Linked DNA regions of Mus musculus: region 2 is linked to region 1. Evidence: chromatin loops called from intact Hi-C (ENCODE). Cell type or tissue: heart. All regions are shown on one strand. Links, peaks and the distances in the headings refer to the core of each region. The heading gives the core; the rest is flanking DNA. Region 1 overlaps Mylk4 (myosin light chain kinase family, member 4). Region 2 holds the start of Foxc1 (forkhead box C1).

Region 1 (16,437 bases), core at 5,089-13,088:
GGCAAAAGTGATCCTTCCTCATTCTCATAGATAACTGGGACAGTGGGCATAGCACGTCCATACCTGGCTGGGAAGGACTTCAGTATATAAAGACACTTATTTCACACCTATTTAGTGTTAGACTAGGTAATGTATACACAAGTTTCATCAGCTGTTATAAAGGAAATAGCTACTGTTTGCTCTTGCCTTCTGGAAAGAATATTCGATAATTATAGTAAACTGAACAGTGGCAGTGACCATGACTAATTGAAACCTCTTCTTTCTCGCCAAAAGCACTCATGAAATGTCTCTCTGCACTAATGTGCTAAAGGAGTTACATGTTGAAGAAGTTGTGTTCAGTGCAGAAATGTGAATAACAAATGAACATTTGCAGTTCATGTTCTGATTTTCATTAGAAGTAAGACATTTGTTGAGAAGGTGGCCAAATGGTAAATTATTTTTAAAAACCACAGTAGAAGTAGAGTTCCAGATGTTAGTGGTGATACAAATATTTGTAGTCTAAGAAGACTATTGTTTTCTATGGAGGTACAGATTGGCAATTTTCTCTACATGAAAGTACTTTGGGGCACATTTATAAGGAGAATCCAAGTTTAAAAAGCTTGTTTCATTATAACTGTATTCTTTGCTCTGGTGGAGCCAATGAGTATGTACAGACTTACTTTCTACATTCAAGTATTCCTGCACCTGTAGCTTCAACCAACTGAAAATTTTGGGGAAATTTTTCATCAGCTTTGAACATGTACAGACATTGTCATTATTTCCCAAGTGGTGAAGTATAACAACCACTCATTCACACATCATTACATGGCACTAAACAGCATCAGGAAGCTATAGATAATTGGAAGCATGTGGCACATGTGTAGTTTCCATATAAGGGCTACACCATTTGATGCAAGAAACTTGAACATCTGTGGATTTTAATGTCAGCAGAGATCCCAAGACCAGTCTCCTTCAGATACCCTGATGACTATATTCTCAGTTCTCTGGAATTCACTCTTGCATGGCTGCACCAATCTTAATGTTGTTTTCCTCTGAGAACCAAGTCTGACAGTCTGTATACCCCAAATTATTGGAAAGTTCTAAGCATGATATACCCACCACACATTGTCCTTTCTCAGCTCCTGCTGGGAGTCCTGGCCATTGTCAGGGTCTGGACACTCAGAGAACCTTATTGATGTTATTCCCAGTGTTTGGTTCTCGGATATGACTTCCTCCAAGGCCAGCAGACAGACAGACCAGCACAGTGTTTTCAGCCATTTTCCCATTCCTGCTGCCATTCCTGTGAGTTCGTGTATGTAAGAGATTAGCTGGTGAGATCTTTAAAGATGACAGCAGCATTAAAAACGATTCATAAGGCTGTTACAAATATTTGTGTAATTTATTCACACTAGTTTATTATATGGATTTACTAGTTCCATGTTCTCAAATTTTAATGTGCACAGCAATTATCTGAGAACTTGTTGAAATGCAGGTTCTAGGTAGTGGGGGCTAGGATTCTGCTTGTTTTGTTTCTCTGTTTTCCCTCCCTCCCTCCTTCCCTTCCTTCCTTGTGCTGGTGATAGGACCCAGAGGCACGCATGCCAATCACCCAACGTACCTCTTAGCTGCTCTTCTAGCCCTTGTTTGTGTTTCTAGGAGGGTTTCAGGTAATGCTATCTCTGCCAGTCCACAGACACACATTGAGTAGAAGGTTGCAGACAACTAAAGAATCAGTGTATTTAGAACCAATTAGGATTTTAAACTATTTATTTATGTATTTATTTATGTATTTATTTATGTATTTATTTATGTATTTATTTATTTATTTATTTATTTATTTATTTATTTATTTATGTGCAGGCTATGAACTGTGTATGGCCCATGATTCTGTTCTCTTCTTCCTACTGTGTGGATTCCAGGGATTCAGTTCAAGTCTCTAGGCTTTATCAGCAGAGCCACTTAACAGCTACCTCACATCCACCTCAGGCCATTAGTTTTTATCTAGGCTTCATATTACATATACCAAGTTTAGTAACATTTTAAAGAGATTTGTAACTTCTCATTGCTTTAAAATGGTAGCCTTCCAAAAGCCATTCTGCTTTGTAGTATATCATAGCATTTTCTACTTCTGGGGAGCATGCAGAAGCAAGCCATTAAGAGGTTAAGTATTTTGCCCATTTGGTCTAAGTTTAGATCTCTGAGGCCCCTAACATCCACAGGACACGTTCCCACCACTAGAAGACACTGTGTTCCTATCCAGGCTTTGCCAGCATATGCCACCACAGAGAGCTGGTCTGGGAGAAAGGGGGTTTATAGGACAAATGCTTGGGATAGGAGACAGGAGGTGGAAGGATAAACTTGAGTCTAAAATAAAATGCACACTGAGAACACCAAGTGAAATGAATGCTCTTAAAACTGTCTGCAGGGGAAGAAATCAAAAGCTTTATTGGGTGATGAAAAACCACTGTAAACTTCATGTGCAAATCTTCCAAGATTTAGTCTTGTGTAGTCCAAAAAGAATTTTACATGTAAGACTCGGTCTAACCAAATGCATGTAAAGCAATGAGGATTCCCTTTGAATTTTGTTTCTCATACACTGACTCACGTTCACAATTTCATAAAAGTGGCAGTGCTGGGTTTGACATGCTCAAGTGTTCTCCTGACACAGAATCCCAAGGAGACCAAAGGATACTATGGCTTATGCTTTTCAGACATACTTTTATATAAAGATCTATAAATCTGTGCCCTGTCTGATGACGTTTCCCCCCATCAGCTTCAGCCCTTCCCTGGCTACTTATCACACTGTGGCTATGAAGCAAACCAGGAGGTCTTCAGACAAAGGACCAGAGGCACAGTTAGGGATATTGGCTTTTTTATTTTACAGTTCTCCTTAGGTACCCCATAGGTCACTCTGGAAAGGGAATTTGGGATCCCTACATATTACCTGGGTCAAGGGTGAGAAAGAGGCAGGATTTTTAGGTACTCTGCCCGGATAATTGAAGATGCTCATAGCTTTTATGGGAGTAAGGACTGAGCATCTGTTAAGTAAAATGGGCTTGGGGGATGTAAAGGACAAACTGGTGGCTCACAGGGCTGTAGTACATACATTCACACAACTGTGAGTAAGGTTAAGAGGACTTCGGGGTCTGAGACCAACCTCCTCTACTACCACTTTTATTAGAGCAGTTAGGAGCAGGGACCTGGCATTCAGAGCCAAGATTTTTTTTTTTTTTTTTTTTGGAGCAAAAGAAGGCAGATGTGGAGGTGGGGTGGCATGCAGAAGTTATCGTCTGAGGGAAACACATAAGGATTCTGCATTCTCTGTAACTTTAATTTTTCAAATCCTATTTTTAATGTTGGTTCTCTTGTAGCCCACTACCCACCAGAGGTAGTGGAAAAGAAAGGATACAGGAGAAGTGGAACTGTTTAGAAAGGTTCTTTGGAGCAATTCCTGTCTGTGTTGTCTGTTGACAGTTCAGTTCACAGGCTAACAGGCAGTAGCAGCTCTATCCACTGGCAAATACTTTATTGATACACCAGCAGTCCAGTTCAGTTGAGTTGGGATAGCAACAGTGGTAACATGACCTAACAAAGACAGCCAGGTTTCAGCCTTGGCTCCAGTCATCAGGAGGGAACAGGCGAAGGACCAGGAGGGACATCAGGAGAAGTTCTTGGCTGTGCCTCTCTCAGGGAAGCAAAGATCAGTGAAGGCGAGAGACCAACAAGTGCCACACAGCTAGCTATACAAGCAAGCCAAGCTCTGTCTCTGTCACTCCTTTGAGTCCTATTCATACCCTCCAAACATCACGTGTCTTCCACGTGTCTTGCCTCAGCATGGATCTTGCCTCAGCACATGCATCCAGTCAGCCCAACTCCACAGAGTCCCAACAAATGGAGCTCAACTACATAATGTAAGGCAGACCAATGCATGCGTGCCATTAGAAAAGAATACTTCATCACATGTCCTTGCACATGCTTGCTTTAGCAGAATATCCTCTCTCCTGTGTCTCCTTCAGTGAAATGTTCCTTCACAAATCTGCCTGTGAGCGACCACTTCAGGAAAACACTCCTTCAACTCCATCCAACACAATGGACTCTCCAAAGAACCCTTAAGTTTCCACTTTAATTCTCATTTGGGAGGAGGGAAGTAGAAAGAAATATGAGGCGATGGGGGATGGGTGGGTGAGTGAGAGAACTGGCTACTCTTCCAAAGGCCCCGGGTTCAAGTCCCAGCACCCGCCTGAGACTTACAATGTAACTCCAGTTCCAAAGGATCTAATACCCACTTCTGGCCTTCTCAGATTCTAGGCACACATGTACTACACACATATGCCCAGGTAAAACACCCATACATATAAAGCAAAAATAAGTAAATCTTTAGAAAGAAATGTAGATCTTTTTTGTAATATATCTTAGTGTGAGTCAGCCCATCAATTTGGTATAAGAGATGTATGACTAAGTACCCAATGGGACTAAACATTAGGTAAAAACTTATAGTTTATTTGTTTTAAACTGAGTTTTTCTAAAATTTCCAGAGATAGGCTGGATAACAGAATGGAGGGGAGCATTCATAGCTGTGATCTGTAGCCTGTACCCCAATAAAGGTGGAATAGACACTGGGGGGGGGGTCCACACTTTGTTCTCCGTGGCCATACCTAGTCACTGGTCTTTCAAAACTCCTGCAGACATACTATCCAGGCAGGCTCTGGGCTTTGGACTTGTTTAGCATGCATGAAGTCCTAGGTTTAACCTTCAATAAAAGAAAGAAAAAGAGAAAGAAAGAAAGAAAGAAAGAAAGAAAGAAAGAAAGAAAGAAAGAAAGAAAGAGAGAGAGAAAAGGAGGGAGGGAGGGAGGGAGGGAGGGAGGGAGGGAGGGAGGGAGGGAGGGAGGGAGGGAGGAAGAGAAAAGGAGGGAGGGAGGAAGGAAAGAAAAGGCTTTTGTCACCAAGGAACAGCCAAAGATGGTGTTTAGATCAACATTATGCTATGCTGGCTTTTTTTTCTGCTGGAGAAGACTGAAGAATGCCGTTTCTTTTCAAAAATTGGAACTTAAATTCCATATTACGTTTTCATGTATCTTCATTTGACAAATGGTCTAATTAAACGTTGCTGAACTGGCAGCTTTAACGCCAGACCCGTCCAGTCCAGTGTTCATGATTCTGAATGAAGCACTGTTCCCTGACAGTGGACACACCCACTGGCTTTCATTTTCCGGGTTATTTACTCAGGTGACTGATTCTGCTTGATGTCATTCTCAGCTCAGGGAGGAGCCACTCCGTCCGTCTGTCTGCTATGAGGTCAAGACCAACATTTCCCTTCCTATATTCCTAGTGAGACCCTGTCCTAGCTTACCCGATGGCAGACTGTGCTGTGGGAGAGAGAATTCCTCCTGTCTACCAGAGACACAGGGCGTTTTCTCTCTTTTGTGTACCAGGAAATTGAGAGCATCTTCAGATCAAGAGAAATAGACTTATTTACAAATGATCTCTAGAAGTGATCTTTCATCAGGCTGATGAGATGGCTCAGCAGATAAAGGTACTCTCTACTGAGCATGGTGGACTGTACTCAGTTTCCAGCCCCCACATGGTGGAAGGAGAGAATCAACTGCAGCAAGCTGTCTTCTGACCTCCACGCTCTGCTGTGGAACACATACTGCAAACAAACAATAGACATAAAATGTTAAAATTAATCTTTTATACTTAAATAGGAAAGTGTAGGTTCTTTTATTATTTTTCTAAAAATTATCCTCTTTATATTGAGGAATTATTTATTCTCAATTCTCCCACTAAGAACTTAATTAAAATTTAACAAAGTCATTTTAGAACATTATAACTTTATTTTTATATTACTACACATTACATTAAAATGACCAGAAGTTGCTCACCATGGCATTGCCATAGCAACAAGATACACAACCACTATTCAAGGCACAGTCTTGGTCATGCTCCATGTGTGATGTTACAAATTTCTTTTTCTTTTTTTTTAATACTTTTTATTAGGTATTTTCCTCATTTACATTTTCAATGTTATCCCAAAAGTCCCCCATACCCTCCCACCCACTCCCCTACCCACCCACTCCCACTTTTTGGCCCTGGTGTTCCCCTGTACTGGGGCATATAAAGTTTACAAGTCCAATGGGCCTCTCTTTCCAGTGATGGCTGAGTAGGCCATCTTTTGATACATATGCAGCTAGAGTCAAGAGCTCCGGGATACTGGTTAGTTCATAATGTTGTTCTACCTATAGGGTTGCAGATCCCTTTAGCTCCTTGGGTACTTTCTCTAGCTCCTCCATTGGGGGCTCTGTGATCCATCCAATAGCTGACTGTGAGTATCCACTTCTGTGTTTGCTAGGCCCCGGCATAGTCTCACAAGAGACAGCTATATCTGGGTCCTTTCAGCAAAATCTTGCTAGTGTATGCAATGGTATCAGCTTTTGGAAGCTGATTATGGGATGGAACCCTGGATATGGCAGTCTCTAGATGGTCCATCCTTTCAACACAGCTCCAAACTTTGTCTCTGTAACTCCTTCCATGGGTGTTTTGTTCCCAATTCTAAGAAGGGGCAAAGTGTCCACACTTTGGTCTTCGTTCTTCTTGAGTTTCATGCGTTTAGCAAATTGTATCTTATATCTTGGATATCCTAAGTTTCTGGGCTAATATCCACTTATCAGTGAGTACATATTGTGTGAGTTCCTTTGTGATTGGGTTACCTCACTCAGGATGATGCCCTCCAGGTCCATCCATTTGCCTAGGAATTTCATAAATTCATTCTTTTTAATAGCTGAGTAGTACTCCATTGTGTAAATGTACCACATTTTCTGTATCCATTCCTCTGTTGAGAGGCATCTGGGTTCTTTCCAGCTTCTGGCTATTATAAATAAGGCTGCTATGAACATAGTGGAACATGTGTCCTTCTTACTGGTTGGAACATCTTCTGGATATATGCCCAGGACAGATTTCTTTTCTGAAGTAACTAATCCCCAAATGCAGGGATATAATTGTCATATAACATTTTGTTCTGAAGTAAAGCAATGGATATGAGTGTCAGGGATGCTCCAAGATGGTCCCCAGGGAAGCCTCGCTTTCCCGTGACACAGCCTAATAGCAGAACACTCCCACACTGATAGACCCATTTCTGCATGCGCTTCTTCCCTTCACTGCACCTTGCTTTCCTGGGAGTTTTTAGAGCCCTAAATTCTCTCATTCAAGTGCTAGAGAAACCAAAATAGAACACTTTATATCCCAGTTGGAGGACAGTGGCCCAACAACACAATGGAGGTCTAGTGGAGTTCCACTTTTACAGTAATGGTTAAGGTTAAATCCATTTTAGAATTGATTTGGGCATGTACACACTCTCTCAGAGGAGAAGGGTATGGGGGTTCAGGAGAGGGACTGTGTGAGGGGAAATGGGAGGAGGGGGTGATGATCGGATGCAAAGTGAATAAATAAGTTAACATAAGAAAAAGGGTAGTTTTTATTGACTGGAATGAAAGAAGGAGTGGGCACAGGTTGCCCTTGGGGGTTAATTTTCCTTTCGTCATCCCTCACTTCTGAGAGGATTTGAATGTGGTCCTGAAGGCAGATTTGAGGTACAGGACAAAAGGAACTCATGCCCAGGGACTGGGTGCCCATCAGAGTGCGTGGTTGGCTACTATGTCGAGTGACATCATGTCACTGTAGAGGTGACATGGTGTGGCATGTGTGATAAGCATTGATAATGAATGTGGGCATGCTTATTCTTAGAGACATTTATTATAGAAACTCATAAATTATGTTTGCCCAATTTTATTAATATACATTTTAAGACATGTAAAATCTAAATTTAAAGAGAGCTGTAAAAGGAATTGGTAGGAACTGGCAAAGGTGTCCATATGAAAATTCATATATGTTTTTTTTTAATGATGAATACATGAATTGGAGTGAAATGAGCTTTCGTGTTCCTCTTGAGAATTCAGGAAAGAAGCGCTGTCCTGAAGAGGCTTCCTCTTGCGGGATGACTGCAATGGTTTTAGGAATGTCTGGCTTAACACCACTGATCCCGACTACTACATTCACAGGAAACAAATGCCATTTTTGGATGACAAATAAAGTGTATCTGTAGACCTGTGTCCTATTTTAGACCTGTGTCCTCCTATGGAGGAATGGAGATGCAAAATGACAAGTTTTTGGAATGAAGGCAGGCCCTCTAGGTTGCTAGGTGCAGAGAGGGAAAGACACTTCAGCTTATTAGAGATGCTTCAGTTCAAAGTTCCTCTAGATGTCAGTATTACATAGGGAAATGAAACTATAATCAGCCTGTGGCAATGAATGGAGGCTTTGCATTATTTAAAGGGTAAAGCATCTGTGATACATAATTACAATACACCTTGCTTGGTGACTGGCTTCTGTGCCTTCAGCACTGACAGTGTCTTACAGACTCTGAACAGTTTGGACACAACATGCTCACATTTGCCAGCAGATACATGTGGTCTGACTGGTTCTGCAGTTACATAGCCAAACTCTTACTTTTACATATGTTGATGGGTTGGAATAAACACACCAGGTTTTCATCATTATTAAGCTAATTTTTGCTCTTACTGTAACACTTATGCCACACAGGTTAAAGCCCAAAGCATGGTGCCTACCAATACTCCAGACATATTTCAGAAGAGAAATCATTTCAAAAGAGAAATTACCAAGAGACAAATATAAAATGCCACCAACACAATTTCTTAAACTGCCCTATTTGACATTTTAGAATTAAAATTAAATTATCTCTTTCTCCCCTCTTCCATGTTAATTCTAATCTTTTAACTAATGAACATACACATCTTCCTTGCTGTGCTAATGCTTTTATTTTATGGCCCCAACTGTTACTCTTTTTATTCTATGGTGCCTGCTCTCTGGTAGATCCCAAACAATACTAATTATATAGGTTGACTAAAATCCCTTTCTATAGCAGAAAAAATCATACAGAATATACTGTCATTAGAGCACAGACCAAACAGAGAAATAAATTAGAATCCTGACTTCATTATAAAAATGTGGCTGATAGTCTCTCTCTCTCAGAGTTTCTGAGAATCCCAAGTGCATGCAAAGTGCATCAAGGAATTTCTCACAGACTGTTCCCAATACATGTTAGCTATCATTACCATCTTCATCATCATTATCCCCATCATCATGACCACACTATCATCATAGTCATCTTCATTTATATTACCACCATTACACCACCACCTCTGCTGCTGCTGTAACCATCATCACCATCACCATTATCACCTTGTAATGTCTCTGTTCCAAGCACTATGGCCATAATAAACCCACCATCTAGTAGGAATTAGATTATCAAAGACAGTTTGGTGAAATGTTAAAAGGGACGCTGGTATTATGTAAGTACCAACTTCTGTGCCCATATACAAAAATAGCAACTGGCTTCACCCAAGGAAATGACCTTTTTTTCCCTGCCATCTCTGTATTTGCACTTAAAAGTGAGAGAGGCTTTCTATAGCTTTGATCTCCAACCTTGGCTTTCTATAAATGTACTAAATGTGCCTCTGTGTTGTGAGCTGCCCATCTGGAAAAAGGAAGCTTTCTGAATTATAAGAGTATTTGCAATTTGTCTTAATTTCTACTTTCTGCACTTTTGTGATACTTCATATTTGCAGAACTCTGGGGCAAATCATATGAGGAGGGACTGATTTCCTATGGCTTCATAAGACTTTATCAATTTATAATGTATAGCTTGAAATTTGTGTACATTAGGCTAATGTTCACCCATCACATGGTATGTGAAAGGGTTTGCTAAGCTAACCCAGGGAAGCTAGGATTGTGAGAACATTTAACAGCTCGTGAAGAAGACATCTTCTAGGGGATGGAGATGCCCATTGTTGTGAATCTCACTGACTTCATGTCTTCATAGTTTAGAAAACTCACTCACATATATTCTGATTTTTATTCAATTTATATGTGAGCCAAATCAAGATCACTAAAGTGGAGGTCAAGAGTGGCCAACACATTATCCATACCCTTTAATGAAGTAATGAAGTTGGGCTATCTTTTACACACCATGACATAGTTGTAGTTTCTTTGAAAACAATGATCTCATTTTCATTGATATTGCTGTTTATACAGGATTCCATTAATTCAGATTATTTTATACTTTATATGACTATCAGTTTCTGTGCCTTTGCCATCCATGATTGAATTATATAGTATATTAATTTCAACTTGGAAGAAATTCCCTTTACTCCTGAGGAAGTTTAGTAATCTTTGGAGACATTTTGATTTGTTAATATTATATTTAATTAACAACATTTAAGATAGATAAGAATAAGGTTGAGATATTTTCACACAACAGGTAAATATAGTCAGTAATAATATATTTACTATACTGTAAAACTAATTGAGAAATTAAATTTTAATTGTCAGAAGTCAGTTCTTTTGGCTCTCACTTCTGAAAGGCAGATATATCCTGGTGCTAGGTGGGAGAGGGCAGGTATAATGTTAAATATCATTGTACTATGATGCTTGTCACATGAAGAATTAGATAGCCCTTGTTGATAGTGCTGAAGCTAAGCAGTGTGTACATTGTTGTTAACCTCAATTGCTTGATTGTGCACCCACAGGCTGAGGAAAATGTATGGTCCAACCGTGCACTAGATGAAAGGATAATTGTCAAAGGAGGAAGGACATCAGCCCTCACAGGTAACATCCTAGGAGATTTACTAGTTATGGAGAAAGTCTGTTGTACTCTAATTCAGAGGAAATCACACATTCCTGAATCCTGTAGAAAGGAGTACTGTTTTATTAATATCTTTATCTGACTGGGTTTGGCCATAACCATGACAAATAAAATATTTTGATATGCAGTTATCAGTCAGCTGGGTATATTTTATTCTGCTTTGCTTCTGAAAGCTTAAATCTAATGTTAAAAAGGGGCCAGAAAAGAGGTGCCATTAAATAAAGCCAAAATTAGTGACCATGTGCATTCTTCATTAAAATTTTTTGTGTTCTGTGACTTCTAGAGAAAACTGACCAGAATGACCAATTCTCTTCCGAGAAAGAAAAGATTACCAAACTTAACAAGAAAAATTCAGAGAAGACCAGTGCATTAGAAGTGCAGAGGAGTTGTGTCATATGTCACGTGGAAAGACAAGACAAGATAGAATTTGTTCAGAGGAATTCCACAGAGCTAAGAGAGAATGCAGGTGCAAAAGATGCTCCATGCATAGAAAGTCTGGAGAAACAAGAAAGCAACAACCTGAGAGATAAACAAGACACTGAAGATAACAATGGAGGAGAAAATGGGATTTCTTCTAAGGACGATTCCAGAGGAGTAGAAGCTGAGAACAGAGCTTCAGCAGCTGCAAGTGGAGCAGTGCTAGACAAACACTCGACTGAAAGCCAGCACACTGAGGACATGAATGGTGACCCGTCCCATGAAAGGTAGTGCTGCAGTATTGCACATCTGCAGTTGGTATGTCTTACAGCTCTGTGTGCTGTGACATTTGAGGCCACTCTGAAAGAGAAATGGAGACAGTTTTAACGGCAATGTTTAGAACCTGCTCTCTATTGCATTGATTTTTCATGGCTACATTTTGCTATTATTCTGCTATTTCTCTTTATTCTTGCCAATATTTTCAATTATTTCTCTTCTTCCTCACCTCCCTTCCTTTCTCCCCTCCATTCTTCCCTCCCTCTCTCCATCCCTCAGCCCCTTTCTTCCTTCTTTCCTTGCTTTTCTCCATTGAGGATGGAGCTCAGGGCCTTGCTCAGGGGCTCCCTGAACTCAGTCTGATTGTTTCCAAGTCTTAACACCAATACCAAGATCACCATTTTTAATATCTCCAGCAATCAGTACTACTTAGAGGTCAAATGGAAAAATGTTCTGCCATTTAAAAATAAAGAAAAAAATATCCTCTCTAAAACTAAGAATTAAATAATGATTATGTTGAGCTGAAAATTAACAACCCAACCTGAAAACATTGGCCTAATCCATGCAATGGTGGTTTCTTCCCTTGTGCTGTAGGAAGTAGATAACTGACTAAGTTTCTTCCTTAAAACTAAAATTATGAAGGGTAAAGTACAAATTCAGGAATTTATGTATTCAATTAAACTTATCTGCTCTAGATATGATGACTGTGTGTTTGGAATAAAGAGTATTCAAGCACCTCTGAAGTCTTTAAGACATGACTATTACTTAGGTTTAGCATTTGAAATTAAACTTGAAGAAATATAATTGTCAATATATTAATGTGGATTGTTATTGAAGTTCATCACTAGAAGATGTGTTTAGAAAGACCTGTACCTGCCAAACATGCTAGTTAAGATAATTCTTCCACAAATAATGGTTCTTCTGTGGCTGTCAATCTTGAGAGGTTATTGCTTCTTTTCTATAATTTATTTTCTTTTATTAAGTTTCCTAAATGACCACTTTAGGGCTCATAGTTGGGTCTCTGGAAGACTCTCTGTGTCTGGATCTTCCTAGATTTGATGTCCTCAACTGCTAGACTGCTTGTCTTCACATCACAGAGCACATTGTCTTCCCCAGACACTGTCATGAGAAAGTATTGGTTCCCAAAGCATTTTGACAATCTGAACATTTTCCCTTGAATCTTTGAAAACTGCAAATGTATTCTATTTTCCAGGTGCATCAGTAATATAAAGACCACTTCTACACCAGGAATCCTTGGAAATTCAGCATCAGGATCCACTTTCCAGAATGCTGAACAGACAGAGTCTACTGGCAGCAGTAAGCGCAGGGTGGCAGAGGAGTGCTTCCTCAGTGAGGACAACAAAAAGAGCAGAATAGATGTAGTGAGAAGAGGGGAAGAGCCCACAGCTAGGACAGAGGAAACCAGGCAAGCCAGAAGCCTGGGTGATAGACTCCAGGATGGAATGACCACCTCTAGAGAGCAAGACCTGGAGGTCCCACTGGGTAGGAAATGCCTTTTTTCTGGACTTTTAAAGCTTCCTAACTATTCCATGAAGGATCCCAACTTAACTTCTCTTATCTTAACAGCTTTATGGAGATATATGCCATATTAATATCATTATTATGTTTAACTTGATCTTTGCATAGGCAAGAGAAACAGTTCTGTCTGTCTGTCTGCCTACCTTCCTGCCTATCTATCTATCTATCTATCTATCTATCTATCTATCTATTTACCTATCTATCTATCTATCATCTATTTATAATTGATCTGTTATCTGTCTATGATCTATTTATTATCTATTTACAATCTATCATCTATTATCTATTTTAAGTATGCATGAATATTATGATATTCATATATATATTCATATATGATAATATATATGTATATGTATATATATATATAGCCTATAAATATATGTGCTCAGAGTGTGTACCTGTATAGTGTGGAGGCCAGAGAAGGGCATCATATGTCCTTATTTCCCACCATAGCCCTTTGAGACTGAAGCTTGTGTCCATAACATTGGGTTACATTGCTAGGCTTTTACTTGGATCCTAGGGATCCAAACTCAGGTCTTTAGGCTTGCGCACAAGACTCTCTTACCTGCTGAGATATCTTCCCAGCCTGAATAAAATCTGAAGAAATGAATGTTTCCTGAAGAATTCTCTCATAATTTTTTCCAGGTATATTTGTGGCATGAGAGGTAAATGTTTACATAAAATTAAATTCCAAGAGATTTGTGTTATCTGAATATAAAAATGCTGAATTAATTAAACTTAATTATTAAGTAATACTTAATTTACTATTTAGTATATACTTAGAACAAGATAAGTGCTCAGGAAATATGTATTGGATAAATGCCAAGTTTAAATAACTTAGTTGTTTTGGAGCCAGACAATAGTAACTCAAACCTTTAATTCCAGCATTCACGAGGCAGAGGTGGATCTCTGAGTTCCAGGACATCCAAGGCTACACAGAGAAATCCTGTCTTAAGAAAAACAAAAACAAAAACAAAAACAAAAATAAAATTGAATGAATGAATGAATTAGTTAATAAAATAAAGAACATAGCTGTTTCCACTCCCCTCTCTTTATACCCTTGCTGAATGTATGTAGTAGCTGTTTTAATAATTAAATAGGGATGATCAAATTCATGAACAGCAATGGTCATGGGAAAATATGAAGACCATTAGGAGAAATATTATTGAGCAGCTATTTATGTTAGGATTCATGTCAATGTGGACTATCACTTAAATATACATGGTAGAAGGTGGAAAGTGGGAGAAATTGGATAGTGGTAGAATATAACTTGCATAGTTTTATTGGGTGTTTTATTTCCATTCAGCCAGCAAAAATTCAACTCTGCACTTAAAATGCCACTGAAATAAAGACTAAAACATTTTACAAGAGTCATATACAATATCAAATATTTCAGTGACATAAGGAAATAATTCATGTTTCTCCCCTTTCCTCTATGCTTTAATTAAAATATGAATTATACAGGGTCATTTTCCAAAAAGATGGCTCAATTAATTTCTCATGGTCAAATGAAAAATGGTCCCGGGCTTGGAAGCATACAAGAAAAAAAAAGTTGAGTTGCTGGAGATCAGACCAAGAATCTCGTCCATGCTAAGAGAGTATTTCATTGAACATCAGCTCCAGCCCCAGAAATATGACTGCCTTGGAACTTCAGATTTCTCGCTGTTTTGCATTGTCTAAATGTGACCCCAAAGAGTTTGTGAATGACATTTCTTTTCAAAGACACCAGATAACATATTCTTGAGTTAAAGTCCATTCATACCAGAAGTGGAAATTTATATCTAGTGTCATTAGGAATAAGACAGGTGACTGATTTGTATTTCAGTTTTACATGAGCAGATTTTTACTCTTAGACATGTTACTTGGTGCAGAAAGGAGGGGTAGACTTCTTGATGGACAGCCCCTCTCTTGTCATCTTACAGATGACATCCCTGCTCCTGCCGCTCCATTTGATCATCGGATGGTAATGGCCAAACATGCTTCAGTGGACAATCTGTACACCGTGAGCAAATCTGAGATCCTAGGAGGGTGAGTGAAGCTCTGCTTGAACAGCCACCCCTCAGTAAAATCAGGGAGCCTTCCCGAGGCCGAGCCCAAGATGAAGAAATGTTTGCTGGTCTTGACTTGAGAACTGAAAACACTAAGAACAAACATTTCAAGAGGTTTTAACCATTTTTGAAAAATATCACCAGTCCCATAAGGTTGGCATATACTTCTGGTTTAACATTGGCTTTATTTGCCATGTCATAAAGTCTGAGAGTAGGAAAAACCCAGTGTGACTCGCCAAAAGGTCCAGGAACTGTCTAAAGCCAGGGTTAGCACCTAGGAGGTGAAATGCATCAGATCCATGCCTTTGCAGTGCCATGGAGTTCATATTTCTGCTGGTTTTTCATTCCTGTTGTTTTAGCTTTTGTTTTAGCACCAAGTACAGGATACTAGTTAGTAGTAGACATGTTGGTAGTAAAGTGTTCATTATGCAGTAGCTTATCTTTTACTTAGAGGAGACATTGAAACAGGCCAAATACCACCGGATTCTCAACAGTTTTCTTTGGTTCATCTTCTTTTCTTGGGTGTTAGGATACTTATATGTCAATGTTGTCATTTGGGTTAAAAAAGAATCTCAACCAATGTGTATAAGAGACTATAGGCTACTCCATGGCATTATTAGATGATGGCAGCACCTTTAGGAAGTGAGGTGTATCTGAATGAAATTAGGCAACCAGTCCTGGAAGGGAGAAGTGGAAACGACTCTCATCCTTTTCTACCCTTTGCTTCCTTGCTGCCATGAAGTGTGCAGCTCTTCTGCTGCTATGATGTGCCATGCTACTGCAGGCCCAAAGCACCAGGGCTGGGTGGGCATAGGCTGAACCCTCTGAACCCAGGAGTCAAAACAAACCTTCCTTCCCTTAGGAAACCTTCCTTCCCTTAGGCTAACTTGTGTATACCTCAAGTCTGTGTTCAGCTAGCATGAGTCTGGTGTTCCAGCATGGACCTTATGTGGTGGTCTCAGTATCAAGGTCCTTCTAGAATAAGTCATGTGAGAGCCTTAGCATGGAGAGATAACTGGAGTCAGACAGTGAAGGAACATCACTGCTGACCAGGCACTTCTAGGATTAGTGCTAATGAAAAAAAAAGACATTCTCTTATTTATGATTACATGGGAAGTACATGTGCCTGTATTCACATGTGCCAGCACAGAGGGCCACTATAGTGAGTGTTGGAATCTAAGCAGTCACTTATGTGCACTCATAGTAGTACAGAGTAATTTTGGGTGCTACTATTCCTGTACATGTCAAGCATGATCACACTCATCTCGGCAGGTGACAGAAATATGCTTTTTTTTCTGGTTCTCTATGTTGTTATGAAAGATTCCCTTTCCCTTTCTGCCATGAAAGCCACTGTGCGCAGAGCAGAGACCTATGTCCTACCTTGCTTTATTAAATAAGCATTAAGGGAAGCAAGCCAAGTTTCCCTTGTGTATGTACTTCTGAATACAGTTACATAAGT
Region 2 (16,437 bases), core at 5,221-13,220, 930 kb after region 1:
AGGAGCCTTCCCAGCCCCGAGCGGCGTCCTGGAAGCCGGCGTCGGGGCTGGACGCCACTCCGAAATGCATGGCCGCCTGAAGGCCCCCGCCCCCCGGAAAGCCCGAGGCCAGCCGCGGGTCTCCACTCGCCACCCCCTGTCCAAACAGTTGAAAACGGACATCCTGAGAACCGTCCAGCCTCCTCCGTTCCGGCCTTGGGTCAGTCAACCCCGTCGGAGGGGACAAGGCCATCGGTCACCTGCTCAGGTCTCTCGCAGGCCTAGATAACCCAACTTGGGACACCACACTGGGTGCACAAATCCCAGCGCCACGCTGTGACTCCCCAAAGTAGAGTTGGGCTACAACTCCTAGAGATTTGTAAATAGACATTACCTTCTCCCCCTTCCCACCCCATCCCCTGCAAGGGGTAACCTGAGGAGGCACTCTTAGCTAGGGCAACCCAGAAAACCCTTAAAGCCACAGTGAGGCCAGCCCCAGCCGGCTTGCCCGGAGGAGACGCCCTGCCAGCGCCACAGCGAGCTTCCCTGGCTATTATGTTACCGCTCTGAGCGGCGGGAACCGAGCGAATCAGAGGCCACGTAAGGCAGTTTTTGACTGAAATTAGAGTGTATTTATTTGCAGCAATCCTTTAACAATGATCAAATTTTGACAACAAGCAACAGCAATTACTGCTTAAGTGTTGCCTCTAGATAGGAGCGGCAGATAGGAACCTGCTTTATCTCGAAAACAAACTGAAGGCCTGAATATCTGTAATCAAACCGCCATCTCCCCAAGTCTGATTGACAGGGCAGATCACCCTAAGATAATGAATTTATTACATTTCCTGGGTTATTTACAAAAGGGGGGAGGGCCAATCCGGATTGCCCCCTAGGTTTAACTGTAAATTAACAAGAAAAATTGGTTTGAAAAGAAACCACCCCAGACTAATGTTTTTTTTTTTTTTCCTGCCTTCTTACTCTTCCTTCTGGTTATTGCTGTAAGTCTTCAAAAACAAATTGTTCTACAAATATATCTTCTAAAAGTTTCCCCAAGATTAAATATCTATTTCCAACCCACAGTATATTTGTATTTTTAAAAATTTAATCCTTCTGTGTAATGCATAAAGAATTGTAACTGTGAGTGAGTTATATACATACATTTTAAAACTAGTTTACTTCTCCTCTAAGAAAGGAATGAAATTAATAGAAAAAAAACTATTTGGCATCTGGCTCACAGGTACGTATAATACTCATTGCAATCTATGTGGGACACATAGGCTGATCTCCATCTGTTAGTATCTCCGGGTACATTTGCTTCTCTGCGTACAGGCACCACTGTGGTAACACTGGTGCTGATTCATGGACTTAAAAATCGCCAAATCATGTTCTGTAGTTACTGAAGAAAAGTATTTGTTCATGTGCCAACTCAGATCTACTTAGGAAATTATCCTTTTAATAGCCACAAAGCAAGTTGACTAGATAGTATGTTTTGCAGAAAACGCTGTAGGGGGAAAAAAAATCTACTTAACAATTTTAAAAACTGAGTTTAGCGAAATTTGACATCACCTAGAAGTTTTCTCCACATTTAAAAAATCTGACAGAGACTAGGGAACTCCTACAATTTCCGCTCTGAAATCTTTTCTATTAAAGCTGTATTAAAGTATTCAGACATATAGGTCTTATTCAAACTGAATGGCAATTTATTAATAAACAAACAATGGATATGATCAACAAAAAGAAAAGGATGATAGAAGGAGATTAATACAGTTTCCCTTTTTATAATGAGAGAAAAGGCACATTTTAAAAGTTTCAGGCAATTTAACTTGAAAAGCTTTTGGAACACTTTCTGGTGTTTGGTCCGTAACATCCAACTACAAATTAAAAATAAATTACTATGTTGCAATTTACATTTAAAAACAAGTCCATGAATAAAAAGAAAGCGATTTTCATAAACAGGTACTTTCCCGTTCTTTCGACATAGGATAAAATATCTTACAGGTGAGAGGCAAGGCAGAGGCAGAGGGGCAAGACGAATGAGCAGGAAAGCGAGTCTCTGAACGCAAGAAACTTACGTGGTATCTGGAGTAAACTGTCCTTTAATAAACCATGATTTTGTTGTCTGTACAAAATAGTTTACGGTTTTGCTTACTTAGATAAGGCAAAAATGGAGGAGGTTCTGCATTAATCTTTTAGGAAAATAGGTTTTCTTTGAGCTGATGCTGGTGAGCTGAATTTCAGGAGAGATTCTGTTCGCTGGTGTGAGGAATCTTCTCAAGTTTTAAAATTTGTATGTTTTTAGTTTCGATTTTGCATTGCTGGATTCTTTTACTGTTCCTGCTCTGGGGTTCCATTCCATTTGGCTCTAAGAGTGCCGGGAATAGGGTCAGAATTTGCTACAGTCATAGACGAAAGCCCCCGACGTGCGGTACAGAGACTGACTGGCAGGGAAAGCCATCTGACAGCTACTATTCCCATTCACCGGGGAGTTGTTCAAGCCGATCCGCTGAGACTCGAACATTTCCCGCACCGAGTGGAAGTTCTGCTGCTGGCCAGGGTAGCCTGCGGCCGCCGCAGCCGCCGCCGCGCTCGCCAAGTGGCCCAGGTCTCCACCTGCCTGGTTCAGGTACCACGAGGTGAGTCGGCCCTGGTGGGATGCAGGGTGGTGGCTGGCCTCCTGGCCGCCCCCGCCATGACTCAGGGACGAAGAGCTGCTGCTGGTCGCTGGAGGCAGCGAGTAGTCGGGCAGGGGGTCGTCCACCGCCGCGCTGCCCGCGCCTCCCGCCGGACCCTGCAAGTGGCCGCCACGCTCGCCCGCCGCGTACAGGCTCATAGCCTGCAGGTTGCAGTGGTAAGTGGCGGCGCCCCCCGTACCCGCAGCGCTGCTGCTGCCGCCGCCTCCGCCGCCGCCGCCACCCCCGCCGCCCGAACTGCCCGCACTGGAGCTCTGGCTGCAGGGGGAGCTGTAGAGGGAGCTCTGGCCCGGAGAGTAGGCACCCAGCGCCAGCGGGGGCGCGATGCCCGCGCGCGAGGACGCAGCCGCCGAGGCCAGGAGGCCGGAACCGAGCTCAGCGGCCGAACCCTGCGGCGACCCCCGCAGCGACGTCATGATGTTGTCCACGCTGAAGCCCTGGCTGTGATGCGGCGGCGGCGCAGGCTGTGGCGGCGGCGCGGGTTCTGCAGCGTCCAGGCTGAGCGGCCGCGCCGACGGCAGGCTGCCCGGGGGGCTGCTCCCGCTCGACAAGCTGCTGCTGCTGCTGTCGGGGCTCTCGATTTTGGGCACTGTGGCGGCGCTGCCGCTGCCTAGGGCGGCAGCCGGGGACAGGGGCTGGGGAGGCGAGGGACACGTACCGTTCTCCGTCTTGATGTCCTGGATGCGCACGGGCGGCGGCTGTGGCCCGGGAGCGGAGCCCTCGGCCTGCTCCGGGGGCGCGGGCGCGGGCTGGCGGCCGGCCTGCGGCGGTGGCGGTTCTTGGAGGTGCAGCCGGCCCTTCTCCTCCTTGTCCTTCACTGCGTCCTTCTTCTTGAAGCGCCGCCGCCGCCGCAGGAAGCTGCCGTTCTCGAACATGTTGTAGGAGTCCGGGTCGAGCGTCCAGTAGCTGCCCTTGCCTGGCTTCTTGTCGTCGCGGGGCACCTTGACGAAGCACTCGTTGAGCGAGAGGTTGTGCCGTATGCTGTTCTGCCAGCCCTGCTTATTGTCCCGATAGAAGGGGAAGCGGTCCATGATGAACTGGTAGATGCCATTCAGAGTGATCTTCTTGTCCGGGGCATTCTGGATGGCCATGGTGATAAGAGCGATGTAGCTGTAGGGCGGCTTCACCATGTCCTTGGGCTGCGGCTGCGGCGTATAAGGCCCGTAGGCGCGCGCCATGCTGCCCGGGTACTGCTCGGCGTGAGCAGGGTGCGAGTACACGCTCATAGGGGCCGGCATGGCGGTGTAGCCGCCCCCGGCCGCCGCCGCGGCAGCGCGATAGTAGCTCTGCTCGCCGCCGAGGTAGGGCACCACTCCCAGGGAGTTGGGGCTGGACACCGAGTAGCGCGCCTGCATGGCCCCGGCTCGCCGCCGCCAGGCGCAGCCCGCCGCCCCCCACCCTCGCTCGGGCCGGGCCGCGCCGCACCGGCCGCCGAGTCCGAGTCCGGGCCGCGCCGAGCTACCGCGGGCCCCTCCGCGCTGCGTCTGTCCCGGCCGCGGCCGCCTCCTTGCGCCCTGGGCCGCTCGGCCTCTCCCTGCGCTCGCCTGGCGCCTCGCAGCCCACTCAGTTCCCGCGCGGGCGGCGAGGGAGGGTCGCTGCACCCGGAGAGGGCCAGACCAGGACGCTGCAAGCCGCCTCGGAGGAACGTTCGGATCAACTTCCAGGCGCAGTCGGGGCAAAAAAAGAGACAAAAGTTAAAAAAAAATTAAAAAAAAAAAAAAACAAAAACAAATAAAAAAAATAAGGCGCCCTGCTCGCCACTGCCTGCGCCTTCCAGGAGACACTGCTCGGGGCTGCTGGCTAAGGCGGCCAAATAACCAGGGGCGGGGGCAGCGCGCCGGCCGCCTTCCCGGGCCCCCGCGTCACCTTTTCTCAGTCTCTTGCGCCGGCCGCTTAAGGAAGCATTGGGAAAACTTCTGAACTTTTGAGCATCCGTCACCCAGGCGAGGACTTTTTTACGCAGTTACATTTTTTTCCGGGCAGGGGAGCCCCGCCCCACTACGGAGGCGGCAGCCAATGGGAGGCGAGAGACGCCTGTGAATGAGCCAGCGGCCGAGCTCTGCCGGCCCGCTCCTGGCGGCTGGAGGACCGCGGGGCTGACCACACGCGCGCCGGCTGCCCGGGCCCGGCGCCCGCGCCCCTGCCCGCAGCCCGCGCTCGGTCCTCCCACCGCACCCACCCACTCACTCCCAGACTCTGCGGTTCTCCCGGTCTGCGGACTTTCGGAGTCCTCACCGGCCCGGAGACCCTTCCTGCGTCCACTGTTCCCAGGCCTCCACGGAGCCCTCGAGTCACACAGGATCTGCCTCAGTCCTTACTCTACCGTGCTGTCTCCAGCGCCGGGAGTTTCTCCGTCCTTTCCAGCCCTCCGCCCATCCCTTGTCCTCTCCTTTCCGAATATCCCTCTCCCTGCTATCACCGGTCACACCAACATCACATTTGCTCTCCACAGGCAGGTTCTCCAGTCCGACTTTAGGTTACCAAGGCTGTTACAGCCGCCGGGGTTCCAGTGAGGAAGAAGATGGTATTTCGGTGCCTCGCCCCACTCCCTGCTAGCAGTAAGCGGAGGGGATAGAAACTTGGAACTTCAAACGTGTGTTAAGCTGATGGAATGTGTAGGCCACATTGAGGAGCACGGGGTTCACAGGCGTTCCAGGGCTTAAAAGAGCTAGAGAGTTCGGGCTAAGAGGACTCCAGAAGTTTCCTCGACAAACCATGCGTTGCCCCTCTGTCCTGACCAGTACATTTTGGCTCGTAGGGGCAGTTAAGTTCAAAAGAGCTCGGTGACATTAGTAGTTGTGGTGAAGCAGAGTCAGGTAAATATCCCCAAGAACTTAAGGCTTCCCCCAGCCACTCTCAGCCTCTACCCATTCCAGGGCAGCTGTCTCACAGAGTCTGAGTTGGAGGAAGTGTTCAGAATTGCACCTACAAGGCGGCTTAAAGATTTTGAAGAGATAAGCCCCGAATGATCCTAGATATTCCGTGATTAAACCTCAAGGCTGCAGCCTCTGGGTGACTAGAACAGGATGGGTAGAGATGGGGGTGGGGGGGCGGTATTGGAGGATCTGAGAGGATAGGCCTCCCTCTGACTGAAAAACAACCCTGTATTTCAGCAACTGGTCCAGAAAAAAAAAATCTGACAGAGTGGGCACCAGGTCGTTTGCTAGAAGATGGGTTTGAGAGAAACACTGTGAAAAAGTGTTTGTGAATATTTTTCACCTCGGTTCCTCCGATTTCTGGTAATCTTTAACGCTAGGACTTGCTGGGAGTCAAAAGGTTTACCGACTTGAACCTTCTTTCCCTCACTAACACACACACACCATCACCACCACCTCTCCCTTAGTAGATAAAGATGCTTATTTATGCAGTAGGCACAGCTCTGTTTTGCTTGAACATATGCTTATACGCACATACATACATAATACATACATGTGTGTAATTTCAAAATGGGCATTTATATCAAGGAAAGAAGACTCATGTTTCTAGAATTCACACACAAACACAACACTCTCTCTCTCTCTCTCTCTCTCTCTCTCTCTCTCTCTCTCTCTCTCTCTCAAAGGGAAGCAAGCAGTTTGCATCCTGGTCTAGCACAATGTGGGCTCACTTGATCCTCTATTCCCAGATGTTTGCAAGACTAAGGACACTGTTGGACTGGGAGAAGTACCAGAGTCAGCAGTTGTTCCTAAAGATTCTTGAATGTGGTGAGAGTATAAGCTACACGTCCTAAAATATAAATTCATGTCTCCTTCTAGCCCAGCACACCAATGGCCTCACCAGCTCCTGACGCTGTGGCTTTAAGTCCTGGGTCTGGCCCTAGCTGGAGTACAATTAGAAAGTGATCGTCCCCTACACCTTGGCATTTGGTTCTTAAGCTGTGTGTGCACAACCAGCTGTGTGGTAGGATGATCGCAGCTTTTAGCAACTTCGCAGCTTTTAGCAACTTGTTTGTTTTCTGATTGTGGGGTTTCCACATTCCAGCGGGCGGGGTTCTGTAAGAGACAATGTGTTGCGTGCCCTCCCCCAGTCCCCAATTGCTCCCCAACCCCCAGTCCTTAGAAGTGTAAACAGTTTGTTCTGTAAATAACAAATCAAACAGCAGTGGTGTTTTCTGTTGCCCTCCTGGCTTTGGATATAAAATTTGACATTGTGAAATTCGTATTTGGCACGCGGGGGGGTGGGGGGGGTGTTCAGTTTTACAAAGATCAACTTTCCATGGTTTGGCTCTGGATAATCGCCAGGAAAAGATATTTGCATTTGGTTTTTATATGCTTACTCGGAAGCAAGCCTCCAGTGAACGGTTTGATTGTATTTCAAGCGCTTGGTGTTTTATTGTTGTTACTGGCTGTTGTTTGAACGTGAAGATGCAGTCTTTGGGGGGTACAAGCTAAAGTTTTCATTTTTGTGTTGAAGTTTTGGATGCCCTCTTTCTGTTGTCCCCCGGGCAATCACTTTGCCGTCTCCCCGACAACCTGTGACTTGATTGGGAGAAATACCGCAGGACCCCTTGGGCATCTTTTTTGACACCTTGGGTACTTGCAGCTTGAAAGTCCCCGCAAGCGACAGCGGTAATGAATGTTTGGTGAACTGGTGGCTGAGGCGCAGCCGACCTTCGTTCCCCTCTCTGACCCTCCTGGAGAGGTTACAATTCCCCAGGCCCAAGGAAGGGATCTTAGCTTTGAGAAAGAGGTATGACGTCACGGTAACGGTTTAAAAAAAAAAAAAAAAAGAGGCCTCTGTGCCTCTGTGGGCCCCTCCTGCACAAAAGCACCGGGAAGCGGGCTGTGGCGGAGAGCTTCTGGAATGCCCGGATTGGGGACGTGGTGACACCACAGGAATGGGGAGTGGGGCCAAGGGCCAGCAACACCGAGGCTGGTCACCAGAACCTGGAAAAGCTATTTTCCGATTTCTAGTTAAGGGAGTAAAGATTGGATGGAGAGACGCTTTCAGAAATTCACTCCCGCAGGGTGTGAAACAGATCGACTTGTGTTCCCTAGGCGGTACACCCCCCCCCCCCCCAGACCCCACTCATGTCAGGCCTAAGATTCCTCTGCCCATTTGCAGTAGTTTTATTCTCTTGGTTCGGTGTTTAGCCTTTGGAAGCCCCTGCGTGTGCATCGAGGGTCAGGACTAGTTGTACCCGAGATGGTACAACCCTCCACGGCTCCCCAGGGGGCTGGTGTCAGTAGAGGTGGCTTTCCCAGCTGGAAGATGAAGTGGGCCTGGGCCGGCGACAACTGTCCCAGCAGTGTGTATGGGAAACTTCCCACGAGGCTACCACGACAGACAAGTAGGGCAAAGTCCCTTTGGAGGTGTCTTTCAATTATTTAGAGAATTCCCTTAGTCCTCCATTTGGCCTTTTTCCTCTCCAGAAGTCCGTGGGAGGGGAGGATGTCCTAAGGTCAAAGCCCGTTATTTGTTATCAAACCATCAGGCGGCACATAGGTTTTGTCATCCGTGTGACTTTTCACCAGAGGGAGAAGGCGCGCGGTGGGGATGGGGGTGGGTGGGCAAACACCTGGGTGGCTGCGAGTTCCTGTGAATCGACTTCCTCCTTCGGAGGCTTGACAGCAGAACGTTCATAACGGGATTCCTCTAATTCAACCCCTTCCTTTGAACGACTTCTACCAAAACAAACAAACAAACAAACAAAAAAACAAAACAAAAACGAAAAAAGGCGTTTGTCTTTTGATTACTTCGAACACAAAATGATTACACTGCTTATTTGTTTGGTTGAATTAATCAGATAGTCGTCCATTTAGACATGGCCCTCCGCAGGAAGTTTGCATGAGATAATTTAAAGTCATCTCCCAAGTTCTCAAAGTTAGTCTTCTTGGCCTCTCTAATTGCTTACAGGGACAGAGAGCCAACACCTGCTCTTTAACCCCTGGGGTGGATCCATTTGTCAGCCCTTTACAGGAAAGCTCCACACTTCCACAGCCAGTCCCGGTTCAGAGTGGAGTTGAGCCATAACGAGGCCACAAAACACAGGAGAAATGAATCTTTAACTTTGGAGCCTGCTCACCAAAGACTTGAGCCTTTCTTTGTCTAGGAAGAGGTAGATGAAGAGCCAAACTGCCCCTTCGAAGAAGAAGAAGAAGAAGAAGAAGAAGAAGAAGAAGAAGAAGAAGAAGAAGAAGAAGAAGAAGAAGAAGAAGAAGAAGAAGAAGAAGAAGAAGAAGAAGAAAATTTGAAAAGGGGCAGACGATGGGAAAGAATGGGTCGTGCATGCCGGCATAAGCCCGTGCCTTGGATCCTCATGAACCAGATTCCCAACAGACTCATGGTGGCAGCCAACTTTAGGGCCTGGGAAGGCAGAGGCCCCTTCATTTCCCAGCCTCCTCACATCGCGGGTGACCTGTAAAATACAAGCAGGTCCCCAGACCGGGGAGACTTGCGCTGCCAGGAACTACGGGGTGCGGACTGGCGCCGACCGTCGGGCAGTGGGGCGAAGCCAGCACCTTCCCCGGGCTGCAGAGAAAACTTTGCCCTTTAGCACCCACACCCCCTGGTCCATAGGTGTTGGGAGAAACGCTGTGCTCTGAGGGACAGACCCTCAAAACGATTCGGGATGCCCGGGCCAGTGGAGATGGCTGCACCTTGCAGACCGAGGGCTGGTCCGGTGTCTCCTGCCAAGAACTCAGGCACCACAGTGCTACAGTGGGTCTTTCTTCCTGACTTCCAGGGCGCCCTTCGTAGAGACCCCTAGTCTGCCGCCTGCAATCCCAGCTGGCCCCAACTCTGGGTCGCACCCCATAGTGCACCTCACTGTACTCTGGGTCAGCAAATGTGGAGACCTAGAGTGCACAAGAAGCAGTCGGTTTCACAGTTCTCATTTTCGGGGACGTGGGGTTGGGGGGCACCCGCGGTGCCCTGGACTAAAGCTGGGTGTTTGCAGGTCTTAAGGTACGATACAAAAAGTTAGCACTTGATTCTGCGCGGCGAGCCTTGCTCGAAGTCTGAGGCTCCCAGGCGACTGGAGATGGAAGGGGTGGCCACGGGGACCTGTAGCCTCTTTCCGACTCTGCAGCTTTCTACTACCCAGGAGACAAAGGCAAGAAAGGAGGGGACACATAGAAACCTCGGACCACTGGGCAGCTTCGAGCCCAGCTCCCCGCGGTTAGGTGCTCTGGGCCAGTCTTGCTCCTCCGGAACTGCTCGTGCGGGACCCCAACACTGCGCGTGCTCCGAGCGCCCCCTGCCGCCCGCTGCTTCACCTCCGCGTTGCCTCTGCGGTCGCTCCGGTTCCAGAGGCCGGCGAAGGACGGTCCCTTCCCTTCTGGAGCCTCTCGGGAGTGGGGGTGGGGTGGGGGTGAGGGGACAGGTTGACTGAGGACCTTGTGGCTGGAAGGAAGCTCCCAATTTTCTCGGGCGGCAACTTTCACTTCCCCAGAGACTAGTCCTATCCCAGTGAGCATCCCCGCAGGCATAGATCTGGGATGTTCTTCCTAGAGTCGGAAGTGACCCGAGATTGGGGCTTTCTCAGCCATCGGCGACACATTCCTTCCAGAAGGCCCCTTTAAATTGATGTACACATTACAGAAAAGGCAAAGCCACTTCGCCGAGTGAATGACTTTCTGAGAGATGCCAAGGAATGCATTTACTGGCCGCCAGGTCTGCCAATAAAAGTTGCAAATGAAGACTGCTGGTTTCCAGGAAAATGTACTTCTGTTTTTAAAACACTCCTTAGTCTTAATTACCAAAAACTGAACCTCCAAAGAACCGGTTTAAAGAACAGGACTAGTGAGTGGCAGTGATGGTGGCTGCTGGTGAGGTCCCACACCCCCGCATGCATTTACACACCCCAACTCACCGCGTGAGAACAGACCATGCACACCTACGGCTTTACCAATGCAGAGGCGCGCCAGTATTTACATACGCTGCAGACATAGACACAGGCTCAGCGCTGGCACCTGAGGAGGTATGCATTGGGATTAGTGAGTGCTGTTTAGTTTGGAAGTGAAGCTGTAAGAAAAAGACAAATACAGAAGCAAGTGGCCACAGAATAGTAGATAGAAATAAACATGTGCAAAGAAAGGAGACACTTGAACCATAGTATTTAGCTATGTCTTTCACAATCCCTTTTCTTTAACACCAACAATTGACTAGGTTTAAGCTACAAAATACGGCAATGTATCCAGAATCTCTCTCTCTCTCTCTCTCTCTCTGTGTGTGTGTGTGTGTGTGTGTGTGTGTGTGTGTGTGTGGCATTGAATTCTGGGCTTCTGGCTTCCTGAGCCCTAGATGTAATCATGGCTTACACCCCAAATTACTTTTAGGAAAGGTTTCCTTTTGTTTGAGGTCACAAAGACCACAGCTGGAATTTTAAAATCTCTCTCCATCCAACCAGGGAAGCAGCTATTTTTTTCCTCCCCAAAGCTTGGTTAAGGGTAGCACTCTAATGCCAATGAAAGGTGAATCCGTTTGGTAGGCTGTGTCTCTCTTGAAGCACAGACACTAATAAGCACACTAATAAGAATACTTAAGATGCTTGGGGCACTTACGTTGTCATCCTGCCAAGTGCTACAAATAACCCTCACAAGGACCCTGACATGGATGCTATTATCTGCATCTTGCACGTGAGAGAAGGGAAGCTTAAGGGGAATAAATAACCTGCCAACAGGATATATAGCCTCCCAGACTGACTCATTGAGTCTGGAGGACCTTAACGTGCCCCTTGTAAATACATAGTTTATGTGCAAACAAGAGGGGGAAATTTAAATTAGTGACTGTCACAAATGGCAAATTTCTACCTTTATCTCACATGCCAACTTCTAAGGATATTTCAGGTCACTGATCCCTTTACTAAACAACGTGGATGTGAATCGTGATTTTTTTTTTTTCCTGTAGCATGATTCTAGCAGCTGGGCACATAACAGCTGCCCTTTACAAGACCTTTCTGTGAGGTTGTATTTGAATAACTATGGGAAGAATTCCTATACACAGATCCATACTTAACGTGTCCTGTCTGTGAAGTGTACAGGACTTGGGCAGGACTTGTTTACGTGCATCCTTACACGTGATTTCAGAGCTGCTCACACTGGAGACGTGAGCCTGACCCAGGACCACACACACTAGGCAAGTGTCCTATCACGAAGTTGTCCAGGCGATCTTTGAGTTCAAGATGCTCCTGCCTCGGCCTCCTGAGCCTGGATAGGTAAATGAGGAGTTGTATTTTCTCGCTCTTTGGAAGCTATTTGGTGACTCTCCCTATTTAGTTGCTTCAAGGTTGTTTCCAACGAGCACAGCAAATGAAAAATAGAGAAGCACCCGTGTGCCCTGCTTCCAGCTCTGTGCTGTCTCTTAGCCACTGTTCTCAGGGACCAATCAGACAGGACCTTGCAACTAGGAAGCTGCAGACCCTAAAGGCAAGGTTGGGAGCATTCTTCTCAGTCCTTACTATAAAATTCAGACCAAGGGGCTTGGCAAAGCTTGTCCTGCAAAAGCTGTGGCTATTTCTAGATCCTCAGGACCTCAAGCCAGGACTGCTCCCCAACCCCACCCCGTGCACCGCCGCCCCTGCCGCCAAAATCATCAAAGTAAGACCGTTAACATCACCAGGAGGGAAACTGAGGCTTGGAAGAGTAAGCTGGCCCATAACAAAGTGGGAGTACTGGCAAAGCCTAGTTTAGCCTTGCCACAGCATATCAGCTCCTTAGTCATAAGACCCACCAAGGCTCTAGGGTCTGGTGCAGGTGAAGACCTTGAGTTACCTAGGGAAGAGAGTAGAAGCAGAGTACAGAAATGGAGAAGGATAGGTCGGAGAAAGGGGGAACTGAGGGGCTCTTCCTCGGAAATCCTCTACCGCTCAACTAGGGTTTGGTCTGCGTCTGAGTCTGGGTCTGGAAGACTGTGCCAAAGGCCAACAGTGGGGTGAAGGCACCGGGGGCAGTTGGTCTCCTAGACCTCGACTAGGTCCATGCCCCAGTGCAATGCTGAAGTGCAGGTGCTTGCCCATCATATCCAAAGGACAGCAGCGGCTCTGCTTTCCTGTGGGCGAATGTATGTGTCAGGGGATGTAGGGACCACTATAGTGGTGCCCAGATCGAAAAGTGCCCGTGAGCCCCAGTTCGGATCCAGTGTATTTCTTCACTGTTGGCCAATACAAAGTGTGGCCACTACAATGCCAGACTCCCCGAGGACAGCCCCAGGTCCTTGCCGACTGCTGTGACAGTCTAGGACTGCCCTGCTTCTCTTCAAGCCCAGCAGGCTGGTATCTGACTGCCTTTGTCTGCCACGGCTTGGAGGAAGGTCCCTTAGCAGACGGCTGCTGTGTTCACACAGGCCACAGGCACGCACTCGGAACCCTGAGCAGGACCTATGTTTAGTCTACCTCACTGACGTCCTTCCTGAACAGATGGGAAAAGGAAACGAGTCTCTTAGCCATTTTTGCCTCGCAGTACACCCCTGCTCATCCATCATTTTCTCACTTAAAGTCACAGGATGGCAAACTCCTGCCTAACTGTTGGGCAGGTTGGGGGCTGGGTCGCCAGGGAGCGGCCAGGCCTGCTGGGTGCTCTCTCCCTCCTTCCTTCAACACAAAGGTTTACATTATTGGCTCCCCCTGTGATGAAACAGGCACCAGATTAGATAACACTAAACGTGCTTTCATAAGGTGCCAGGATAGCCCACGGGACGGGCTCCTTCAATTTGCCCGAGTGCGCGCTACAACTCAATTTGTTTTCAGGTGATTATCCCCTTTCACACATAGACAGCACAGAGGCAGTCTGTGACTGCGGAGGGAGAAGCCCACCGTAGCCCAAAGCCCGAAAAATTTACTCACCCAAAAGAAGCATGTTGCCATGAGCCGCTGACTTCTGGGAGCTGGCCTGGCAAGCCCGATTGTTTTGCTTCTGTGTGTGGCAATTCCACACAGTGCCGGCTGCCCTAAGACACACAACATAGTAGTTTTCATTGTTTGTCTTTATGAGTATTTGCTATCAAAGATGATTTGTTAGACCTATTTGTTTTAGTAAGGAACGTGTCCAAAGGCAGGCTGACGCGGCGCTGGGAAATGTTTTGGCAGTGGGCAGGGAAGGCCTGTGGAGCCAGCCCTCCTGACAGCGAGGCCAGCATACGCACACATTTTGTTTAGTATCAGTGCATTGTCTACTGTGTGCTGGGAGCGAGCTAGTTTTCTAGTAAACACGACTGCCATTCATGCCAGCTGCCTTTTTTTTTTTTTTTTCCTTTCTATAGAATGTCCTCATAGACTCAGTCAGGTTCCCCACGGCCATGTTCACTCATTTTCAGTTTTGTTTTGTTTTGTTTGTTGTTGTTGTTAGTTTTGTTGTTGTTGTTATTTTTATTTTTTATTTTTTTTATACGAGATTGGGCTGAATGTACTTCAGTGGTGGAGGTGTGTGTGTATATATGTGTGTGTGCACACACACCCATACACATGCATATTAGATACTATAGTATATGCACTAAAAAATACAAGCAGGGAAAGTCCAATGAGAATCAAAAAAAAAAAAAAAAAAATCAAGTCCTTGGCTTGTCCTCTCCCCTAGCTTGCCCCTGGTTTCCTGTAACACTACAAAAAAAAAAAAAAAAAAAAAAAAAAAAAGTAAAGAAAAAACAATTAAATACCAAGATGCTAATGCACAGTGATAGCCAGTTTTTACTTGTAAATGGATGTCAAAAATGAAACCGGCATTGCCTATTTTTCCTGAGTTTGGCAAATTTTCTGTTTCCTTGATGATATTCTCTTCTCCGTCTCTTCCTTTCTTGACGGCATGTACATCTGCATTCTGACGATATCTATATAGCCCTGCCGATTTCCAGGAGGATCAGTTATCAGATGGTGTCGACAGTCTGTTGTAAATCTCATAAAAGAAGAGTTGGAACTCATTTTGCGGCTCTGCCAGACATATTCCGACAAAGTAGTTAGAACCCAGCAAGCATTCTGCAGCAGATCCAAGCAGCGTGAGACACAAGTCAAGCGCTGGCTTCAGACGTGCTTGGCGGTGTTTTCCCATCTACCCACCAAACAAATATCGTGTCTATATTTGGGGAGAAGACTGTTGTGTGAGTAATGTTCTCCCAGGAAACTTTATGGAGTTTTGAGTCATTCTCCCGAATACACATCTTGATAGGTCTTAGTAGCCATCCCCCATGGGCCCTATCTCTGACTATTTGCTGCCATTAAACATTCCACTAAGCAGATGTGGAGCTGTGGAAGGTAAGAAGGAACATGGGGCTAGAAGGGTCAAGGGTGGTTCTAACACTGAGTACAGGAATCACGATGCCTTTTGAAATTCCCCAATACAGGGAGTGCTGGGGGTTTCATGCGTCCCATTGAATAAATCAGAACAACGTGAGATCCACACTTCTGAAGGAAACACGAGAGGTACATTTTCATTTTTTTCATCAACTGGTGATGCTGTGGAGTTGGTTCTGTCCTCTCACGTGGGCCTCGAGGATGCCCCCAGGTCATCAGGCTTGGCCACAGTCACCTTTAGCACATGCACCATCTTGCTGGCCCAGTGTTTGTCCCAAACAGAATGGGAAGACTGGGAATTCTCTCACATTCTGCGTGGTTTGTTAGTAAACACCAGAGGCAGACTCTGGGAGGCCTGGTTTAGGGTCTCCTTAGGATTTGGCACAGGAGAATACAGGGTGCTCCCGGTTACCTGAATTACTTTCCTGGGGTGATGGGGGGGGGTGACCGTTCAAGCATGGCCCTCATCATCCTCTGCTTTTGAGGGGTTGAGAATTGAATCCAGGGCCCCAGGCTCTGTCCCTGGAACACACCCCTGACGCTTTTTTTCTGTTTTCAAAAGCTACACATTGTCTCTGGACCATTCCTGCTTGTTGTTTTGGCTTTCTTTCGTTCATCAGAGACTCTGGGCCCTAGGAAGGAAAGAGAGGGGAGGGGAGTAGCCACCGCTTCCCATCCTTTCTGTGGCCAGCTGATCCTGTTTGCAGAAAAACTGTCTCTGCAGCTGTAACCTGAGCGTGGGGTTCAGTGTAACCCTTGCCATCAAGAACCTGGGGTACACTGGGCAGTGTGGTCCCTAGTTGCCTTTGGAACTCAGGCCCACACCTGGCAGAATTCGAGAAACATCTGGAACTTTTTTTGCTGCTGGGAAGGAGAAACCCTAACAGCAGCATTCTGGATGATGTAGGAGCCCATGGTCCACTCATCCAGCAAGTGTGGGGGTAACAATTTGGTGCCACAACTTAGAAGCTCCATTCTGAGGGCCCTCACCCCCTCTTGGGGAGAGTGTGGGTGTTCTTTATGAATAGTTTCCATCTGGGCATGAAGCTCTAAGATCCTGATCCAAAATTCTGCCTACATACAGCACATACTATGTGAGGCCATTTTCCTTCTTGAAGCCGATCCAGAGCAGTACACACAATGGACCGAAGGCAGGACACCTGTGGGGAAACCAGCTTGCCCCAGTAATCTCAGTGGAACTGAGTGGTAGGCTGGTGGGTCCAATCTGACGGGAAATGTACCCTTCCCCAATAAAAGTGGCAGTGATAGTGGCAGGGAGGTGTCCCAGGGCCTCAGGCTACAATGGGCAAGCAAAGCATTATTCTTTTTTTTTTTTAAATGTTTAAACTATTTTTTTTCCATTTTTTATTAGGTATTTAGCTCATTTACATTTCCAATGCTATACCAAAAGTCCCCCATACCCACCCTCCCCCACTCCCCTACCCACCCACTCCCCCTTTTTGGCCCTGGCGTTCCCCTGTACTGGGGCCTATAAAGTTTGCAAGTCCAATGGGCCTCTCTTTGCAGTGATGGCCGACATACACT

The links. A loop is a pair of places that touch in the nucleus more often than their neighbours do. Peaks named below come from ENCODE experiments on the same cell type or tissue, not always from the same donor. Only the 100,000 strongest peaks of a DNase experiment are listed, where the experiment ranks them.
Region 2: a loop joins it to region 1, with 4 times the contacts of the local background. A loop is called at or near these places in 7 of 42 quality-filtered maps.

What each region holds. Positions count from the first base shown.
Region 1 is chr13:32,723,300-32,739,736 of GRCm38, reverse strand. Mylk4 (myosin light chain kinase family, member 4) reads left to right here. Exons shown (of 15, transcript NM_001368880.1): 3 at 10,583-10,661; 4 at 10,982-11,402; 5 at 12,605-12,894; 6 at 14,853-14,958. Among named protein-coding and RNA genes, the nearest start is that of Mylk4, 52 kb to the left of the region's middle. In heart, for the core only: a CTCF peak has its summit at 8,230; no DNase peak of the experiment used is centred there.
Region 2 is chr13:31,794,795-31,811,231 of GRCm38, reverse strand. Foxc1 (forkhead box C1) reads right to left here and starts at 4,586. Exons shown (of 1, transcript NM_008592.2): 1 at 597-4,586. The coding sequence starts at 4,024. The coding sequence ends at 2,363. In heart, for the core only: a CTCF peak has its summit at 9,859 (motif pointing left); DNase peaks (open chromatin) are centred at 9,371, 9,891 and 12,791; H3K4me3 peaks cover 3,615 bases; H3K27ac peaks cover 2,501 bases; H3K27me3 peaks cover 5,880 bases.